Regions from separate parts of the Mus musculus genome. Here region 2 is linked to region 1. Evidence: chromatin loops called from intact Hi-C (ENCODE). Cell type or tissue: left cerebral cortex. All regions are shown on one strand. Links, peaks and the distances in the headings refer to the core of each region. The heading gives the core; the rest is flanking DNA. Region 1 has its middle 30 kb from the start of Masp1. Region 2 has its middle 110 kb from the start of Rtp4.

Region 1 (11,264 bases), core at 1,208-9,207:
AGCCTAGTTCCCTGGGCTGCTAAGCAGCTCTGTGGCTCAGGTCTTGCTCCAGTTCCAGAGCATTTTCTGACCTCTATCTCATACCTGCAGAAACAGAACTTCTCCTCTGGCATCTTAGTGTTCCAAGTATCATAGCAAGTATCTCCAAGTGTCAGGGATATTTATGAGCCTTATTTGCAACCATACCTTTTGGGTATTTGGTTTTGAGAGTAGTCCCTGTTAGCCTTCTCTTTAGGCACCGCCTAACAGTTACCTAGCAACAGCCAGGTACCCTTGAATAAAAGGACTCTTCCTCCCCATTCTCCCGCTCTTTCTCCCCTCTTTACCTATTCTCTCCCTCTCTCTTCCCCACGTGTCCCCAGCCAGCCTCTTCCCCTCTTTCTTCCTCTCTCCTTTCTCTTTCTGTCCTCTGTCCTCTTTCCTCTGCCTCTATCCCCATCTCTAGATTCCAAGTGAACTCCCTTTTATATTAGGCCTGTCATATGACCTAATTGTCCAGGGTGACACCTTGGCAGGGCCAGCCAAGGTCTCCCCTCACCCAGCCATTTTATAAATCACAACAATTGCAAAGAACTGGCTTGTAATAGTCAGGGTTTCTATTGCTGTGACAAAACATTATGTCCGAAAAAGCAAGGTGTGGAGGAAAGTGTTTATTCGGCTTACACTTCCACAGCACCGTTCATTATTAAAAGAAGTCAGGACAGGAACTCATACAGGGTGAGAACCTGGAGACAAGAGCTCATGCAGAAGCCATGGAGGAGGGCTGCTTACTGGCTGGCTTTCTCTGGCTTGCTCAGTCTGCTTTCTTATAGAACCCATAACCACCAGCCCAGGGATGGCACCGCTTACCAGGAGCTGAGCCCTCCTCCGTTGACCACTAATTGAAAAAATGCCTTATAGCAGGATCTCATGGAGGCATTTCCTCAACTGAGGCTCCTTCCTCTCTGATGACTCAAGCTTGTGTCAAGTTGACACACAAAACCAGCCAGTACATGGCTCTAATTTATGATTAAAATGCCTTTGCTTACAATTACACACACACACACACACACACACACACACACACACACACACACACACATCTATGTCTCAGAGAATAGGGCTTTGTTTCAGTAAACACAGCACTCATAGCTTCAAAGCTTCAGATGAGTGAAATGGTAGATAGTAGAGTAGAAAACCTAAAGTTCTGAGAATCTGTATTGATTACCTCAATCCCTCTGCTTTTAAGCCTCCTAGACCCTTCTAGCAAAATGGAAAGTGTCTCTGTTACTCTTCCACTGCTGTGATGAAATTTGCTCAGAAGCAACTTAAGGGAGGAGGCATAGGTTTTGGTTCATAATTTCAGAGAAATCTCAGTCCATCTAGGTGGGGAGGCCTGGCAGGGGCATGTGGCTCTGTATATGGTAGGAGGGTGACTGCCTTACAGAGTAGTACCAGGAAATATACAGGGTACACACATATACCCACATAGACAGCCAGACACAGCCATACACACATACATACAGGAGAGAGAGGCAGAAAGCGACAGAGAGAGACTGACACACAGACAGACACACACGGAGAGAGAGGCAGAGAGAGACAGAGAGAGATAGACACACTCACACAGAGACACAGAGACAGAGATGGACACACAGACACAGAGATATACAGAGAGACAGAGACACACACACGGAGACAGACACACAGACACAGAAAAAGAAAGAGACACACAGAGAGAGACAGACACACAGAGAAAGACACACCCACCCACAGACACAGAGAAACAGAGACACACACATGGAGACAGACAGACACACAGACACAGAAAAAGAAAGAGACACACAGAGAGAGACAGACACACAGAGAAAGACACACCCACCCACAGACACAGAGAAACAGAGACACACACATGGAGACAGACAGACACACAGACACAGAGAAAAAGGAAAAGACACATAGAGACAGAGAAGACTTCAAAGGCCCTCCCTATTGACTGCTTTGTGCCAGCCAAGCTCCTGAATGCTCTCTACGATTCACAATAGTGTCACAGTCTGGGAACCCAGAGCACACCACATGAGCCTTTGGAGGATCTCTCGTTCTCAAACCACAACAGAGGCCGCCGTCCACCGATGCTGCAGTTGTTTGGCTGCTATTATTGAACCCCAGTCAACCCTCTTGCTCTTGCACTTTGAACCCAACAGCATCATTTACTTTTGTATAGTTGAAGCCAGCGTGTAGCCCATCTCCACTCTAGATGCCCAGCGTCTTTGAGTCTGTGCTCAGTTGTTATTTCATCAAGCTCTGGATCAACTGAAATCTCACCAGGTCAGCTTCTGCCATATGGCCGTTCTCAGCGTCCCTACCTTTACTTAACCTTTGGATTGGCTTGTGCGTCTACTTTTCCTCTTGCATACTTGCTCACTGAAGGAGGACCCTCCCCCTTGGGTTCAGGGTCCCTCTCCCAGCCCCAGCCTAGGGTAGCCTCGTCCTCTCTGCCCTCTGCAGACACTGATGTGGCTGCCCGTTCTCACGGCACAGAGACTTCAGTTTTCCTGACACAAATGCATCATCCTTCTCTGTCGCCATGTGTCCCCTTCCAGCTGTCCTGCAGTCTCCCCCCACATTCTTCCTCAGTGGAGTCTCTGGAACAGCAGTTCCCAGCCTTCCTAATGCTGTGTGTGACCCATTAATACAAGCCTTCATATTGGGGTGACCCCAACCATAAAATTATTTTTGTTGCTACTTCATAACTGTAATTTTGATATTTATGACTCATAATGTAAATATCTGTATTTTCTGATGGTTGCAGGGGAACCCTGTGAAAGGGTCATTCAATACCCCTAGGGGGCGCAACCCGCAGGTTGAGAACCACTGCTCTTGACAGAGTACTTCTCCCACCTTGATGGTGTGTACCCTCTGCTCCCTGTTTTTTGTCCCAGACATCCTGAAGGTGCCTGAGTGTCTAAGCCTGCCCAGTCAGGCTCTCTTTTGTTCATGCCTCACTTAACCGTATCTAGTTGCACCTCACTTAACCGTATTGTTGGCTCTGCTTTTGTGTTTTTCAGAGTGCCTCTTTACGTGTTTGCTTCCTTTCTTCTGCTCCTACTTCTTGCGTGCCCCTTCTATGCCACACCTTTTCTTTTTTTCTTTTTTCTTGTTTTTCGAGACAGGGTTTCTCTGTATAGCTTTAACTGTCCTGGAACTCACTTTGTAGGCCAGGCTGGCCTGGAACTCAGAAATCTGCCTGTCTCTGCCTCCCGAGTGCTGGGATTAAAGGCACGTGCCACCTTGCTCGGCTGCCACACCATTTCTGCCCGTCTCTCTTCATCACTTCCTTCCGATGTTCTTCAGTATGGCTCAGGAACCACCCAGATAGCTTGCTACCCGCTGAACTGACAGGCCAGAGATCTGCACCGTGGATGGCCTCTCCTGGGATTCCGTGCCATTTCCTGGGACTGTGTTCTTTAATGTTTCTCAGCCTACCACACCCTCTGCTGGATCTCTCAAGACTCATGTCGTCCCTAGATAGGCATACATAGCCTGTTGTGATTTGGCTCTTGTGAAGTTCTTAGACTGGCTCTCAGAGTGCTCTATAACGCAGACGTCTACCCTAAACACACACACACACGCACACGCACACGCACACGCACACGCACACGCACACGCACACGCACACGCACACGCACACGCACACGCACACGCACACGCACACGCACACGCACACACACACACACAAACCCTGAGGCTAACACTTCTGGGCATGGCAGTTCCTTTTCACCAAAATGCTTTACACTAAAACCCTTGTAAACTCACCTTTATGTGGTGACGCATGCTTGTAACCGCAGCACTTGGTAGGCTAAGTTGGGGAGAAATGCCATAGTTTCAGTCCATCCTAGACTGAGACCTTACCAATGAGGCCTCAATACACCAAAAACCGGAAAGCAAGCAAAGGGTGAGACCAACACCCCCAAAGGCATCACCTTCAATCTTGGACGCCATATTGAGCTTTACAGTTCAAAGCTTTTAAGGTGCCCCTGTGTAAGCCACACCCTCAGCTCTGTGGTTAGCGAGGTACTAGCTGGGCTCAGGTTTGAGTGTGAGCTCAGCACACAGGACCACAGCCTGCTCTCCCCAGGATCCAGAAAACAGTCAGACAGTTGGTCGCGCAGACAGATATGACGGGACACTGTTGGCTTCAATCTGGGCTGCACAGTTCCGTGGATGAGGTGATCTCTCACATATGCAGGGGCGCCACAGGGTGAGCCCTGAATATAGTGTGTGAGCAGGACTTTCAGGAGACTAGAAAGTCAAGATGATCACTTTGAGTAAAGGAGGCTGCTTAGAGGGAAATTCCCAGTGGCGGCAGAGAAGTCGCCCTTGTCCCATCTGTACTTTGGATGGGATATTGCTGGCACAGGGAGAAGGTAAAGTATGGGGAGTCACAGGGAGGCACTGCCCAGAACTGGACAGAGCTGGGCAGTGAGAAAGGAGGCCTGGCCCTGTCTCTGTCACCATTTTAAAAGATTACAAAGTCCCTGGGTGCCAATACACAGGCTAGCAGAAATGAGTGGGGTTAAGAACTGGCACAAATTGCAAATTGCCCTTTCTAACTCAGTGAAGAATTGAGTTGGAATTTCGATGGGGTTGCATTGAATCTGTAGATTGTGTTAGGCAGGATAGCCATTTTCTTTTACTATATTAATCCTGCCAATCCGTGAGCATGGGAGATCTTTCCATTTTCTGAGATCTTCAATTTCTTTCTTCAGAGACTTGAAGTTCTTGTCATACAGATCTTTCACTTCCTTAGTGTCACACCAAGGGGTCCATCCCATAATTAGCCACCAAACGCAGACACTATTGCATATGATAGCAAGATTTTGCTGAAGGGACCCTGATATAGCTGTCTCTTGTGAGGCTATGCCAGTGCCTGGCAAATACAGAAGTGGATGCTCACAGTCATCTATAGGATGGAACACAGGGCCCCCAATGGAGGAGCTAGAGAAAATACCCAAGAGCTGAAGGAGTCTGCAACCCTATAGGTGAAACAACAATATGAACTAATCAGTACCCCCAGAGCTCGTGTCTCCAGCTGCAGATGTAGCAGAAGATGGCCTAGTCGGCCATCATTGGGAAGAGAGGCCCCTTGGTCTTGCAAACTTTATATACCCCAGTACAGGGGAACACCAGGGGCAAGAAGTGGGAGTGAGTGGGTAGGGGAGCAGGGTGGGGGGAAGGTATAGGGGACTTTTGGGATACCATTTGAAATGTAAATGAAGAAAATATCTAATAAAAAAATTTTTTTAAATCCCCTAAAAAAAAAAAAAAAAAAAAAGAACTGGCACAAATCTGTTGTGAAGGGTGCAGTGACATGTTGTGGCCACCAGGTGACACTAGAGGATTTCCTTCGGCACAAAGCAGGGCTTGTCTATGCGTTCCCAAGTGCCACGGGTGTAGCACCTAATCTCTAAAGAAGGCAATTCAGAGATTTTGAGAAAATACTCATTTTGAAGGATGCAATGAAGCTATTCATTAGTTGTCTTTGAATATGCAAATTTAAAAATCAGCCCCTTCCACACTTTCAAAAGGTTTAGAGGTTGTCTCTGTACTCCCAGCGGCTTTGGCTCAGACTTCATATCCGGGACACAGGCAAGGAAATGTTCTGAGCTGGTCCTAGTGGGATCTCTTGCGTACCCCTTGTTCTAGAGGACGGATATGGATGGCAAGAAGCGGCATGGCTTAGTACAAATAAATGTCCCCTCTTCCTGGGCTCAGAGCAAGGGTAGGACATGGAAAAGGAATTGTAAACTATTGTCAGTCTGGGTTTGAGAACCCTCTCTGACAATCCGGTGAATGTCACAGACTCTCCCTTCCAGAATGTTCTGTATTACCATGCTCTTTTAGTAGCTCCTGAGACACATTGTGTAGCCACATATGATTTCTCTCAGCTGTAAATACCTAATATTTGACAGTCACACTGTGATAGCTACGCGCCTCGGCAGCTTCCCCGTTTGTAACGAGAGTAGACTGCGCTGTCTAAGGAGAAGCTGCGGAGGTGAAGAGTCCCACCGTTGCCTCGGTGGTACCCAGGAGGTCGCCGATTTTAATCGAGCATTCCTAGGAGGCTGCCAGCCCTGAAAAGATGCTGAAGCTTGAAGCTGTGCTGCAGCGTCATAATCTTTAGCCAGCAGCTGCCTCATGGAGTGGTACCCAGCCTGCACCGGAAGGGTGCAGCTTCTTGTCAGCTATGCAACGCTGTCTGTCTTATGACTCCCTCTGCCAGGATGCTCCAGGCACGGTGCCTGCTCCTCTCTGTTTCATATTGCTGCTCCATACATGCATGCCTGAGGGATTCCCTGCACCCAGAGCCAGAATCAGTATAGACCAAAGGACGGAGCAATGACCTTGGAAATAGGAGCCTCTGTTTGGTTCTGGCTGCCATTTACTAAGCACAGGACTGGCCTCAAGTATGAAATGGGAATAATAACTCTTCTTTTTTGTCTTACTCAGTTTCTTTTTTTTCCCTCCTCCCACCCCCCTTTCCTTTCGCTCCGGCCCTGCTTGCTCCTACCCCGCTCACTCCCACCCATAGGTTATTAATTAATTAGTTAATTAATTAATTAAATTTGTTTCTCATTAAGGATGGTTGTGAGCCAACCATGCAGTTGCTGGGATCTGAACTCATGACCTCCGGAAGAGCAGTCAGTGCTCTTAACCACTGAGCCATCTCACCAGCCCTTCAGTTTCTTTTTAAGTACCCTACAGATTATTTGTTTTCTTTAACACAATTGATTAATTAGGACATTGGGAAAGAGAACTTAATTCTAAAATGGGGAAAGTAAGTTGGAAAATCAGCTATGCAATGTGGGATTGAATTTGAAAGATGGGTGTTTGAGCAATAGAAGCACAGTACGAGCTCTGGGTCCTTCACCTCCTCCAGCCATCTGGTATCCTGCTGCCTCAGCATCTCTGACACCAGTGCCCTACCTGGCTGCATAATATGGTCACCAGATCTTATCTTCCTGGTCACTCAGGCCCAGGCTGTCTGGGACAAGTTCTAGCTAATGTATGACTAAGCCTTTTTCCTCTTGAATCCCTCCTGCCCAGTTCAAGTGTTTGCTGTGTGTTGATTTCCTAGCCTTCTTAGCGTTCATTCCTATACTCATTCCCTAGTAGCAACTGTGTAGGAAACACGATAGTTTCCCAGGCCTCCACGGGACACTTCAGGTCTGACTGGCAAGCTTGTGCCAGATCATCATCAAACTCAGTCCCAGCAAAAGCTTTCAGAGCGGCCGTTGTCTCCCTTGGGTCTCTGCCACCAGGGCTGAGCCAGGCTGCTGGACAGATATCAGGGGTGTGTGGGAGAGAGCTGACCAGAGTTACCAGAAACCTGCAAGTTGACCATGTATAGATGTAAAGTCAGGGTTGGCCAAGTTCTACTCAGAGTTGGACAGAATCACCCAGCTGACTTGGAAAAAGCCATAAGTGACCAATTAAAGGATGCGTGACTTGTTATGCAGCACATCTTAGCTGCTATAACTGTGTCACTCAAGACACTTTCAGACAGCGTTAGACTACGGCAACGGTAATTTATGGGCCATTCATTGCAACCTGCTAGCTTGCAAGGTATGTTCTTCCATTTAAAGCTCTATCCTGTTGTCAAAATAAACTGAATTATGACCTGAAGAGGTTAGAGAACCATTGTGCTACTTTGTTGATGAAGAGACTGTGACATGGAGAGGTGATGTGACTTGTCAAGAAAGACTCAGTGGCAGTTTCAACCTGGGAAACCAAGTCTCTAGACTTGGCGTGAGCCTCTCCCCCTGCATGGGCAGTCCACCTGGCCAGCTTGTCATTCTCACACCGGAGTCCCTTCAGATAGGAGCTACTCCATTTTCACTGAAGAACAGTCCGAGGGTCAGATGCCTCCCTTCAAGTGTGAAGATTGACTAGTGTGGGTCCTTCAGAGCATTTGGTTTTCTTGGGCTGTTTCAACTACTGCTTTCAATGAAGAATGGTGGGGGGTCCCCAGTGACACCTTTAGAAAACTCTGCCTTCCCCCATGGCTCAGTCCCCTCTTCTTCCCTTGATTGGACTGAGAGACGGACCTAGATGGCTCCCTTTCTGAGAGGTAGGTGGATGCTTGTGTTCTGACACAGCTGCCCTTCGTGATGCCACTGGTGCCATCTGCCCACAGAAGCCTCCCAGATCTTCCTAGGTCACCCACATTTCTAGTTTGAAATGTGAATACCAGGTTTTAAAGAAGGTAAACGGGGAAGGGATGATGGTGCTATTATGAACCCAATAGTCTTGACTGCACTTTGCTAGCGACAGCCTCCAGCCTGTTGAAAACTGTAGCACAGCTCCCTAGTGAGAGGTCAGAGGGCCATCCTTTTGACACCAGCTGAGGCCCTGTCTCTCTCCTGGCAGTCCCTGGACTGTCTGGAGTCTCCTGGGTACACTAGTCAGGCTTCCACACTGCACACGCTCCTTTCTACAGTGTGCTGAGCCCCTCCCCGCCAACCTAGATGAGGTTTTCTTTGGCTCATGCTGCTTCATCCATTCCTGAACTTTCATCATTGAGATGAAAATAGTGTCAGGCCCTGGGAGACCCCAAATTTATAGTTCCCATTCTTAACCCCTTTTCTGTTTCAAGAAAAGTGCCCCCTTTTGGGCATGCCTCAGTGGCCAGGAATCCTCCTGCACAAAGGGCTCCATCACACCCCTCATGCTTATGAGTGTAAGGGACCATCATGATCTTCACTTAAACAGCTTACATCGCCTCAGCCACATGGTGCCAGACACCACCAGTGTGCCAAGGTCAAGGATCCTTTTCCTATCTCATCTAAGTGCTTTTAGCTTTTCCAGGAGTTTAGGCCGAAAACTGTAGTGTTGTGTGGGAAACCCAAGTCTCCCTCACATCAGAAAATATTAATGGACTCTCCTTTAAGATGTATCTAGGGGCTGGTGAGATGGCTCAGTGGTTAAGAGTGCCGACTGCTCTTCCAAAGGTCCCGAGTTCAAATCCCAGCAACCATATGGTGGCTCACAACCATCTGTAACGAAATCTGATGCCCTCTTCTGGAGTGTCTGAAGACAGCTACAGTGTACTTACATATAAGAAATAAATGAATCTTTAAAAAAAAAAGATGTATCTAGACTCCAACCATTTCTTACCTTCACCATCACCCCTCATGTTGGGGTGTCTGCCGGTGCTCCTTAGCCTTCCTCATTCTTATCCTCAACTTCTAAATCCAGATTTAAAAATTACAGACAAAAACTTTATGTAAAACAGCATTACCATTAGGCCAGTTTTCTAGCCTCCAAATATTAAACATGGTTTGTATTCTGGGCTGCTCCCTGGAATCCTGAGCCTGCCTGTCCTTGTTCAGAAGTGATAACAACTACCAGCTCTCAGGTTTGGGCTTAATTTTCTAATATGGTCTTAATGACCAAAAAACCCCTAGAAATGAGGTAATGGCAAAACCAGGCTGAGGTTTCTTTGAGGTTATTAATTTTTATTTCCTGCTGGCTAAATTAGGCCTGTGGTTCTCCCAAGCAGCACAGAGCAGTGATTTCAGCAGAACCCTGCCAGAGTGGGTTCAAGGGATTCATCCAAGCCTGGCACAAGAGAGCCGTTGGGTGAAAACTCAAGGAGCTGCTACAAAGTCAACTGAAGAAATGAGTCTCGACTAAGCTTCATTAAACTGCAAGTGGTCCTTGCTGCTCTCCCTCCCCTGTGGCCCTCACTGCAGGCTGAACTGCTTTGCACTGCAAACTCCGGTCTGAGGAGTGGAGGTAATGTTGATGGTGGCTAATGATTACTAGCCGTTTGGTTAATATCGGTGATTGCTACTCACTTGGTGGCAGACACTGTTCTGAATATTTTTATAGTCAGTCATTCACCTGTTCTTTCTCTCATAAAAATGTACATACACATCTCTCACACACACACACACACACACACACACACACACACACACACACACACACGTACATATACAGCATATACATACACATACATATACTACATATACAACACATATAAAACATGCAGCATATACATGTACACATACGTTTACATATAAGCCCAGCACACACATATGCGTATACATATATACGTAAATGTGTTTGTATAGTACTTCTTTCATTCTTAGAGAAACTAAACAGAAAACCCAGAGCTTGATGCTGGACCAGGGAGACAGAAAACAAATGGTAAACATCAGGGAATAAACAGTGTATGTGTGGGAGGTGATAGGTGGCAAAAGAAGTGTTTTTGATGCCCAGTAAGTAAGCCTTATTCAAGAAATTATGTTGGAGTGATGACAGAGGGTCAGTCCTCTTGAGACACCTGTAGCAGTGTTTGGGGCAGAGTGACCAGCTAGTACAAGGACTTTGAGAACAGCTGGATGCTCTAGGATGGTGAAAAAGCCTTGTGGCTGGGGGTGAGAGAAAAGGAGATAGACAGGTGGGATGAAGGACATAAAGAGGCTGGTCTTAAGGAGCTCTCTAAGTCTAGCTTTCTCTCTGATTCAAGAAGGGTCAAGACAGGTTGCAAGAGGCTGCTGCGAGGAAACTGAGAGCACAGCTTGTGTTTTACACAATCCCTGTTGTGCTTAGAGTAGGCTGCAAGGTGGAAGAGATTAGAGATGGCACTGGTTCACAGACTGCTGTAATGGTAGCCTGGCACAGAGGGTGAGAAAAGTTTAGATTAGATAAATATTTTAAGTGTAGAATGAACAGCATTCCTGTACTTAGAGATTCTGGGGTAATAGAGGAATCAGATTTCAAATGATCCTAGTTTGTGGCTCGAACACCTGGAAGATGGAGTTGTCCTTTACTGAGCTGGAGAATGTTAGTGACCAGGCTTTCAGAGAAAAGTGGGGAACGTATCTGGGGGCATTGTAAGTGTCTTAGTTAGGGTTTCCGTTGCTGTGAGGAGACACCATGACCAAGGCAACTCTTATAAAGGCAGACATTTAATTGGGGCTAGCTTACAGTTTCAGAGGTTCAGTCCATTATAATCAAGACAGGAAACATGACAATGTCCAGGCAGACATGGTGCTGGAGAAGGACCTGAGAGTTCTACATCTTGATTCAAGGCAGCCAAAGGGGACTGTCAGGCAGCCAGGAGGAGCCTAGAATTTCACACTGGGCAGATTTAAACCTAGGAGACCCACTCTCGCAGTAACACATGCCAACTCCAACAAGGCCACACCTTCTTACAGTGCTATTCCTTGTGGGCCAAGCATTTAAACATAGGAGTCTATGGAGACCAAACCTATTCA
Region 2 (11,264 bases), core at 1,990-9,989, 170 kb after region 1:
TTGTATATCATGACAGTACACGATAAAGGAGGTCTGCTTTCCTCTAGGTGGCCAGGATGAAAGGAAGGGTGTGCAGTGATCCAATATCCCTTAAAAGTCTGATTGCCAATAACCTATCTTCTTCCTACTGGACTCCACCTCTTAAAGGTCCCACCACTTTCCAGCAACGCCACAGACTGACAGCCAAGACTTTTTTTTAACACCTGGGATTTTAGGGCATGATGAATTCCAAACCACACGACCTTCCAAAAATCTTGTTGTATGTTATTTTGTTTCTTTCACTCTCTCTGTCCTTCTGCATGTTCTTTCTCTTACAATACATGCCCCCATATTGTAGGGAGGTTTGAAAATGGGGCATAGTGCTAGGTAGGTGGCCATGATGAAGTCATGTTCTACAACAAAAGCTGTCTTCTTTGCACGGAGAATGAAATGTTTGACGACCTGAGCTGTCATTAATCTTTGCTCAAAATCCAAATATGCAGAAGTTTCCTCGATTAAATAGACGTCAGCAGGCTTGCCCAAACAAAGAGCTAAAGCTCCTCGATGAAGTTCACCACCAGACAATGTCTGTACCTCTTGGTCAATGATGTTTTCAATCTGTAGGGGCTTCATTACTGCAGTCACAAACTGCGGATGAGTATTAAGCATCTCTGATCTTTCATGCAGTCACTGGTGAACACTTACTGTTGATTTGGGACTGATTTTCTGTGTCTTATAACTGACATTTAGAACTGGTACTTCTTCTCCTTATCTGGTTTAAGCCTTCCAGCAGGCATTCTGATAAATGTAGTTTTACCAATACCATTCTCCCCCAGCCTCACCATGATCTCAGAGTCCGTGAACTCTCCAGCTACAATTGTGAGCTTGAACTCTCCCATCTTTTTTTTCATCCCAAGATATTTGTACATGCACATCTTTTTAACTTCTTCTTCATTTGCTGTCTCAGCTACCTTAAAAACAAGCAACACATCCCTGAACCTCAAGTTCTCTGTTGGAATATAGCCATCCAAAACTATATTTATGCCTTCTCTTACACTAAAAGTCATAGTGACAGCACCATAAGCACTTGATACACTATATAGACAACAGATGAAGTCAGAGAGATAGTCTAATGTACTTAGATCATGCTCCACCACAATGATATATCTATCTGGATTTATTAGAGATAGAATAGTAATGGCAGCCTTTAAATGCTGCTTGACATCAAAGTAACAAGGAGGTTCATCAAACATAAAAATATCAGCTTTTTGTATGCAAATGACAACACAAGCAAATCTCTGCAACTCTCCTCCTGAAAGATCTTCGACATTTAGTTCTTTAAGGTGAGTTAAATCAAGCTGCTGACATACTCTTGCCTGTGTCTTTGTTTCATCTTTTCTGTCCAGAATAGAGCCCACTGTCCCCTTTGCATCTTTGGGAATTTGGTCTACATATTGAGGTTTGATAATGGCTTTTAGGTCATCTTCGAAAATCTTGGTAAAGTAATTTTGTAATTCAGATCCAGGGAAATAAGCCAAGATCTCTTGCCAATTAGGCGGATCATCATACTTTCCAAGGTTTGACTTTTGTTTTCCTGCTAAAATTTTTAGTGCAGTTGAATTTCCAATACCATTCATTCCAACTAATCTCAAAACTTCACCTGGAGGAGGGATAGGCAACCTGTGAAGCTTGAAGGCATTGGCACAATAGCAATGTGTTATTTCTTTTTCCAAGTTGCTTGGCAAATTGACAATTGATAAGGCGCCAAAGGGACATTTCTTAATAAAAATACCATAACCAATACAAAGAGTTCCAGAAATCTATGCTATTTTGCTCTGGGGTGTAACCTCGATGCATAATTTCCCCATCTGAACCACAGGGCAACTCTCTTTGCACTCCTGCCTCCATTTCTTAGGTTTGCATTTATTGTGGTTGAAAATAGCAATTCTTGTTAATTTGTCTGCCATAATTGTAACAAAGAATATCCAGCTCTTCTGGAGACAACGGGCCCCTTACAGTGGGGAGTGTAGTAGCCAAAGCAGCGCTAGCCATCAGGTCTTAGCACACAGCATGTTCTTACCACCACTGGCCAAGATGGAGGTGCAATGCTGTTTTTTCTTAATCACCACTTATTTCTTAGTTTCAGCTAACCAGCATCAATTGTCCAAGTAGTCCCTTTTATTCTTGACTCTAAAGCCAGAGTCAAATGACTGAAGCTGCCAAGTTCTGCTTCTTGCTGGGGTGGAAACATGACCAGCCCCCTTGTTTTAATTACCTTACCACCAGATTTTTGTTTTCTAACTCATTCACTGTCCTGGGACTTGCTCTGTAGATTGACTTTGAACTCAGAAATCTACACGGCTTTGCCTCCTGAATTCTGGGACTAAGGTATAGATACCACCTAGACTTAAGCTTTTCTTTACCTGGAACTTGCTCTGTACTCAGAAATCTCCTTGCCTCACTCTGTCTCCTGGGATTAAAAACATGTACTAACATGCCTGAACCTAAATCATGGCCACTATTCCTCAAGATTTGGATTAAAAGCCTGTGCCCTCCATTTCTGGATTGTAGTTCATCCAGATTAGAAATCCAATGGAAAAAAAAACCAAGTAAATAATGTTTATCATGATATAACTATCCCTTTTTCAATGGCAAATGCATAAACAATAAGCTAGCTGGGTGGAATCTTCCTCCAAAGTCACTACTCCCTTAATCTGTTTATCTCTTTTAGCTTCATTGCACTTCCTGGTGTCCTTTTATTACTTAAACCATAGATTTTATATTTTTCCTCTCTAAGCTTGCTCTTTTTCATCAAAATGTTCTTCAGAAGAGTGAATTTTAGTAACTATACAACAGAATTTATACCAGGCTGTTTTGAGACTTCCTTTTTCAAAGCAATTAATTGAAATTCTTTTACCTTAGTTAGTTTCAGGTAGACTTTTCAGACAAAGCCAAAAAGCAGCCACATTCTTCACCAAAATATCACAATAACAGTCTCTAGGCCACACATTAAAGTTCTCCAGTGAAACATCTTGGGCCGGGTCTGCACAATTCAAATCACCTTCAACACCAATGTCTTACATATTCCTACTAGGGAAATCTATTAAGCCCCACCTAAAGCATTCCACTGCTTCTAAATTCAAAGTCCCAAAATCCACACTCTTTCCAACAAAAGCATGGTCAGGTTCATCATAGCAAAACCCTACTCCTGGTACCAACTTCTGTCTTTGGGTTTTATTGCTGTGAATAGACACTACAACCAAGGACAACATTTATATTTTGTTACAAAGGCAAACAGGAGAAAACCATCTCTTTTGCACTGAGCAGAGCTTCAAATCCCATCCTCACAGTGATGCACTTCCTTCAACAAAGCCATATGTCCTAATAGTGCCATTTCCTATGGGCCAAGCATATTCAAATCACTACAAGCTGAATTTTATCTTTATCTCTGTGGGATTTTTTTTTTTTTTTTTTTTTTTTTTGTCTCTCACTGAAAATTTGAAATGTACTGAGGATTTCTTGTCAGAATGAACTAAAGTTAGTGTGGTGGTTTGAATAGCTTTGGCCCCATAGACTCATGTGCTTGAGTACTTTGCCATAGGGAGTGGTACTATTATGAGGTATGGCCTTGTTGGAGGAAGTGTGCCTCTATGGATGGAGGCTTTGAGCTCATATATGCTCAAACTATTCCCAGTGTGCTACATAGTATCTTTCTGGTGCCTCTGGCTTTTCCAGTACCATTTCTACCTGCATACTGCCATGCTTCTTGCCATTATGATAATGGATTGAACCCCAGAACCTATAAGCCATCCCCAACTAAATGTTTTCCTTTATAAGAGTTGCCATTGCCATAGTGTCTCTTCACAGCAATGAAACCCTAAGACAGTCAGCATAATGGTTAATGTTTATTGTCAACTAACAGTATCTAAATTTCTCTGGTAGATAGATCTTTGGGGGCATCTGTGGGGTATTATCGTGACTACATTAATTGGTGTGACAACACCCATATAACTATATGTGGCAGTATTCCATGACTGTACAAATGGAGAACAAGAACTGAATAACAGCATGCACTTTCTATTCCGTTTCTTGATTGTAGATATAATGCAATCAGCTGCTTCAAGTTCCAGCTACCTTGACTTTCCCACCATAAATGGGCTGTATATGAATAAACTATAAATAAATTTTAAAAATTAATGTTTTCTCCCTTGACTCTCTTTTGTCAAAAATATTCTACCAGAGCAACAGCAAAGGAGAACGACAGTCAGCTTTTCTAACTATTTTCCATGCCCATTATATTTGCAGAATTAAAACATCCTTTCCCCTTCCCTCCCTCCTCCCCCTTTTCCCTTCCTCCTTCTTTCCCCTCTTCTCCCTCATCTGCTCCTTCCTCCTCCTCTTCCTCTCCTTCATTTTCTAAAGCTGATTTTGACTGTTAGGCTACTGTGCTAGTTTAAATAAGAAGGCTTTCCTCTTTTCCTTCTCATTTCTTTCCCCCAGTAGCCCCTTTGTCACTTTATACTGTTCACAGATGTGTATCCTTCTTTCTATTCTGGGATTTTTTCCAGGGAGATTGGAGATAAGCTCGATGTTTTATCAGCTCCTATGGGCTCATATGTTTGAATACTTAGTTTGAAGCTGGTGGAACTATTTGGGAAGGATTAGGAGATGTGGTCTTGTAGAGGAGGTGTATCACTTGGGGTTTGCTTCGTAGTTTCAAAAGCCCACATTATTCACACTTTGTTCTCTCTCTCTCTCTCTCTCTCTCTCTCTCTCTCTCTCTCTCTCTCTCTCTCTCTTCCTCTTTTATATCAGATGTAAGCTCTCTGCTACTGCTACCTGCTGCCATGTTTCCTGCTATTATGATCATGTACTCACCTTCTGAAACTGTAAGCAAGCTAACAATCTTTTACTTCAACATACTTTTACTTTATAAGTCATCTTGGTCATGGTGTCTCTTCACAGCAACAGAATAGTAAGCAATACAGATAACATTTTCATTTTAGTTGTGGATGTGTCTTTCTGAAATTTTTATGATTTATAGTAGAGTTGGCAAAGTATAGCCAGGAGGCTAAATATAGCCTATCATCTGTTTTGTTTTATTTTGTTTTTTTCAAATAAAATCTTGCTGGAGGACTGCCACACTTATTTCTTTATTTATATTCTATGGCTATTTTTGCCCTACATTAGCTGAATTGAGCAGTTGCTACAGAGAGAAATTGGTATATATAGCCAAAATTGTCTAGGATCTGCACAGAATATTTACCATCTGTTCTTGGCTACTAAATCTAAAACATTTACTATCTTTATGAAAAGCAGTTTTCCATCAACACCCATTTTTAGATGGGATATTTTTCTTCTTAATTTCTTTGTCCTGCTGTGTCACACAGAATTTGACTTGCAGTGTTTTTTTTTTGTTTGTTTGTTTGTTTTGTTTTTTTTTTTGTCACTCCTATAACATGTGAGATGGTTGTTTCTGTCTGATAGGATTCTCAGTGGTGACAGAAGTACTGGGACTGTGCGATGTGGCAGATACTAACCACATGAGTCTTATAGGAACTTGAAATGTGACCAGTGCAACTGACATCAAACTTTATAGTCACATGAGGATAATAAACAGAAAATGAGAGGGACATCATTTAAAAAGAGAACCATCAGGAGTATTTGTCTAGCTTCTTAGCACCAGAGCGCCCTCTTCCTTTGTTTTGGGGAGATGGGGAATTAGGAGGGGAATGTTTCATATATAGTTTTAGACCTGGCTTTTCCCGTTCTCACTTCTTTACTCCAGTTTCCATGTTCTCAGTTTATATCTGGTCTCAGGTGTGTATGCTCAGTTGCTTTCTGGTATTCCCCCCAAAAAACAAAATGGATATAAAAGGCGAGAGTGATGTTTTATCAACCCCTCCCCAGTCCCATCACACCAGTCTGATCTTCACATGGATTTCTTCTACTTACCTGAAAGCCTGAGTCTGAAAAGCAACCTTTCAGGTTCCATCACTGTCTAGACAGCTGGGCAAGCATTCCAGGGACTGTCTGCTTGTAACCTAGGGTATCTTTGGGGGGTATTTAGGGTCTTTAAACTTCTCTGCTTTGTTTCTTTCACATGGTTTTAACACAATTGAGATTTGTGATGATACACTTCTGGGGTCAACAACACAGTGATCAAGTATATATAATTTGTAGGGACTTTTTAGTTTTTCCATGTTAGTTTTTTTGTTGTACCACTCTTACCAGGATTGAACAAATGTAGTGACAGACCACCTTCCCCATGTTTACTATTAGGATTTTCATATATGTTGCATCCTGTCCACTTCAACATAAGGTTAGCACTGGTCCAACACTGTCACCTTAGTTTTCAAGGTGAGTTATTGTTCGAGGGAAAGTTACTTGTCTAAATCATAGAGCCAGATAGGGAAAACCAAGCATTAAAACTCATATTACCAAGCTTTCTGTCCAGCGCTTTTCTTTTATACCTTACAAACCAGGAACTGGAGGAATGTTAAGCCTATCTGTTAGCATGGTTTCAGCAACTGGTTTTCTGGGCAGGTAACTTCTCATAACTTCTTTCTTTTCCTGGATTGATATTATGTGTCGGTGAAAATAATTTTGTGCAAGTAATGGCCTCAAGGTTTTGTTTTGTCCATGTATTTTTTATTTATTCATGTCTCTCTCTCTCTGTCTCTGTCTCTCTCTGTTTCTCTCTCTCTCTCTCTCTCTGTGTGGGGGTGTATTTGCATGCCTACCACAGCTCATGTTTTGAGATTACAGAACAAGTTGCAAGACTTGCTTCTCTCCTCCCATACTGTTTTCAGTCCATCACATTTGGAGGCAAGTGCCTTTAGCACTGAGCTATCTCACTGGCTCCAAGTCTCAAAGCAGAGATATAGGAGAGGAAGCTAGAAACAACCAAGATTCAGGGTTAGGTCTAGACTCACAGACTATGGGGGAATAAAAAGACTTAACAAATTTAGCAGAAAATTCTAATCTTCCCCTCTCATTGGCTATAAACATTCTGCCATAATAGGACATACTTTTATACCCTGAATACTTGGTGTCCTGGAAGCCAGCCTGGTATGTCTTTTTTCATGTTTGGTTCTTCTTGAGGCAGTGGAGAAGAAGAGCATTGACAGGGGTAAGACTTGGTCTTATGGGATATTTGGGGTTGCTGTACAATAATAAAATGTTTACCTATCTTTAATCTAAACCACTTTGCTTCAGTAGCTGGCCTGCTTTCTGAATTCCTCTAAGGTTAGGTACTGCAGTCTTTGGCATTTAGGACCTCATCATAAAATAGCAGGGTATTAAGTAAAGGATTAATTGCTAGAGCCTTTTCCCTTTTGTCCTGATGCCTCTCACTTGTCAGACTAGAGGGAAGTTTGGAGCAATAAACTTCCATTGAACCTAGAGAAGAGAATCAAGCTTGCAAAGGAAAGACTTTTATATAAACAGATAAGCATACGCTCACATAAATTCATATACAGGTTCACTCATGCATATTTATACATTTTCATTCAAACTAGTTAAGTCTAGTTTACATACATTTTCATAATTATACACAGACAGACAGACAGACAGACAGACAAAGAGAGAGATTGAGAGAGAGAGAAACACACTCATCTATCCTTACATATGTATTTGGAGCAAAAGACGAAGCACCAGTACAAAGAGAGAGAGGGGGGGGGGAGAGAGAGAGAGAGATCCAATCTTTATTCCATAAAGAAAGGAAAAGCTTCTATCCTTTTATTGCTAAATGAATTAAACCCAAGTCTATAAGAAGAAAGCTTTGTTATCTTTAATAAGACTAAGCCTACCTTGCTATTAAGAAAAGACCTATTGTGTACTGTGGTAAGGAGAAGCCTGTCTGCTCCTTCTGCTCTTTCTGCAGCTTCTTTTATTCCCCCTCTTTCCCTTAGCATTCTGCATATTGCTCTCTTGGTATTTTAAGTTGTCACAGAGTTCCTAAGTTATTCTACTCTGTATTCTCCTTCTAATCTTGTTTGCTCCTCCTGCTCTGATGTCACAATAATGCCCTTACTCTCAATAGTATTACTTCCAATGTTACGCCTTTACTTTTAAGTTCATCTTGAATTTAGTTCTGTTTAAAAAGTTCTCTCTTGAGTTCTGTCTAAAAAAAGTTCTCCTCTGTTCGGTTCTGTCACCTTTCTTTGTCCTCAGCACTTCTACATCTTTCGGAATACATGATCACATGGTAAAAAGGTCATCTGAAGTTTATACATAAATTCAAATCATAAACCGAATAAGAAGTTTACAACAGAGAATGTTTACATGCCTATCCATTAGGAATAATTATCTGGCTAAACATTCATCATCTGTCACAGCTCCACAGGTTCATGGAGAGTTAAAAACCGTAACTTTTTGTGACTAAGTATTAGTGAAGTTTTGTATAGATAAACCCAAAATTTTATCTTCTCTCCTAGCACCTATAGTAAATCATTAGTTTCCTTCTTATGACCTTTAGTTAATGGTTTTACAATCTCTTGTAATGTGCTCTAAGTAGTAGATGCTTGCCTTCTATCTCAGGAGCAATTAACTCATGAGTCTAAAGACTGGCAGAGTTCTTTCTCATTGCAGTTTTGACTATCAGAAAGGATTCAATAGTTTATTATGTAAGAGCATAACAATGACTATAATTTCAGGAATTCTTATAGGATCATCATTTAGGATTTTGATTAAGGATCATTAAGAAAAATCATCTATTTGTCTGTTTAGCATCACTACAAGACAGTACATCTTCATTGTTCTGCACAGTTCTGCTCAAAAGGGTAGGCTAATACCTAGTGGTTGTTATACATTATTTAATAATAACAGGAAAATCATATTAATAGCAGGAATCTTTCCTAAAATGGATTTCTCCTGGGCCTTGCCTACTGGAGCAAATCCATTGTAGATTTTAATCCAAGGTGGACCCATCTCAAGAAAGTCACCTGCTAGTTTTTAGCTTCTACTTATTGCCTCCTGACAGAAATGGAATATAGGAAAACTTAAAGATGTATTTGTTCTTGTGTATGTGTGTGTGTGTGTGAAACACATTTATGCAGATCCCTAAGAAATCAGAAGAGAGTACTGGATCCCCTAGAACTGGATTTATACTTGATTAGAGTCTAGGAACTGAACACAGGTCTTCTGGAAGACACATACTCTCTCTCTCACACACACAAACACACACACACACACACACACATACACATGGACAAGTAAATAAAAAGCACTCTTAACTATTCCTTGTAACATATCTCCAGATTGGTTTCTGTTGCAACAAGGTCCCACTATATTGCTCAGGCTAGACAAAGACTCACATATTTTTGCCTGAGACTTGTGAATAGCTAGGACTAGAGACTCATAGGCAAGAAGATAGTACAACCAATCTTATAGTGATTGGGACAGTTCTTGTCTCATACCTGCTGCCTGACATTGATCAATAGTCTCTTCTTAACCACCTACAGCTCCTTTTGTGCTTATGTGGATCATCTTTATTTCAAAACAAAATCTAGAAACCAAGCTGGAGCGTCTTCAGCATATCATACACCTGCTGAAAATACAACAGTGGTGGTGAAGGTAGCAAAGGAACCAGTGAGAACTTTCCCCAATGTTTTTTGACAGCTTTTGTCAGGAGTTTCAGCTGGCTCTCTCCTTACTCTCTGTGACAGAGAGAATGCCATCATGGCTCCAGGGCAGTAATTTTATAGCACCCTTCCCTCAGCCTTAGATCCTTACAGAGGTCCTGGGTACAAGAATCTAAGATCAACAGTGGTTACTGTAGAGAAGTCAAGATCCTGACTACCAGTAAAGCGCTCAGGAAAGCGGGTACAAATCTGAAGAAAAGCATGCCTATACAAAAAGGATCTGGACCAACACATGTGTGCAAAACCCTGTCCATGTCAAATTCCTTTTCCTGAAGAGCAGTCTCTACAGTATACATGACAACTTGGTATTTGTCTCTGTATAGGCAGATGTTCCAATTGAAGCTATGCATCTTGTTTGAAGAGTCAGCCATCACTATGACAACAAGCCCCTTTATTTCTTTCTTTAGTGAATGTTATAATTAACTGCAGTGTGAAAAAAATAGACCACGATATCGTCATCAGACACTCTAATTCCAGCTGTTTGTGATTTCATGGTAGTGTGGAGTACTATTGGAGGCACTGGCTAAATAGTGACTCTAGGTCAGAGCAGGGGATTGAAGGTCTCAGGTGATACAGCCCCGATTAAGGAAACAAAACTCTCAGGAGATGCTGTTCCCCCACCAACAGTACACACAGAAGAGGCTCTGTAGACATAACTGCTCTACAGAGATGTAGTAGACTCAGAAAAAGTACAAGTAAATCATATCTCCAGAGGTCAAGAATACCTGGAAGTCAGTTACTAAACACACACACACACACACACACACACACACACACACACACACACACACACTCACACACTCACACACTCATACATACTCACTCACACACACACACACACTCACACACTCACACATACTCACTCACACACACTCACACACACACACTCACACATACACACTCACACACACACACACTCACACACACCACACTCACACATACTCACACACACACTCACACACACACACTCTCACACACACTCACATACACACACTCTCACACACTCACACACACTCACACATACACACTCACACACACTCACACTCACACTCACACACACACTCACACACACACACACACACACACACACTCACATACACAGAGAGAGAGAGAGAGAGAGAGAGAGAGAGAGAGAGAGAGAGAGAGAGAGAGAGTTCAGTAGTAGTAGGAGTTTAACATTTACTTGATCTTTAGACCCTGTGTTAGTTGGGTTACTATTGCTGTGATGAAACAGCATTACCAAAGCAACTTGGGAAGGAAAGGAATTCTTTGACTTAAATTTCCACATCAGAGGGCAGGAATCTGGAGGCAGGAACTGATGCAGAGTCCATGGAGGAGTGCTGCTTACTTACCCATCTGATTTGCTTAGCATGCTTTGTTATAGAACCCAGGACCACCAGCCCCAGGATGTGGGTTAAAAGGTGGTTGACTCATCTGCTCAGAGCTTGGGCCACTGGGTGAGGTGGGACACAGACAGGGGAGTTTTGACTGCTCATTCCCCATGCAGTTGCCAGGCGTGCATCAAGCTGTGAGAAGCCACAGGGCTCTGATCCAGGGGTGGGGAAGCACAGTCTGAAGTCCCTGTGAGTTGGGCTCAGGGGTCAGGGACCTGCACAGAGGCTGAGGACTGCAGGTTCTCAG

The links. A loop is a pair of places that touch in the nucleus more often than their neighbours do. Peaks named below come from ENCODE experiments on the same cell type or tissue, not always from the same donor. Only the 100,000 strongest peaks of a DNase experiment are listed, where the experiment ranks them.
Region 2: it touches region 1 in a loop (3.0-fold over the local background); 2 of 42 quality-filtered maps call a loop at or near these places.

Annotation. Positions count from the first base shown.
Region 1 is chr16:23,545,160-23,556,423 of GRCm38, forward strand. It overlaps a transcript of Rtp4 not described here. Among named protein-coding and RNA genes, the nearest start is that of Masp1, 30 kb to the left of the region's middle. In left cerebral cortex, for the core only: CTCF peaks have their summits at 2,804 (motif pointing right), 3,481, 5,362 (motif pointing right) and 6,185; DNase peaks (open chromatin) are centred at 3,412, 5,387 and 6,188.
Region 2 is chr16:23,716,809-23,728,072 of GRCm38, forward strand. It overlaps the pseudogene Gm6640. Among named protein-coding and RNA genes, the nearest start is that of Rtp4, 110 kb to the left of the region's middle. In left cerebral cortex, for the core only: no CTCF peak of the experiment used is centred there; a DNase peak (open chromatin) is centred at 5,108.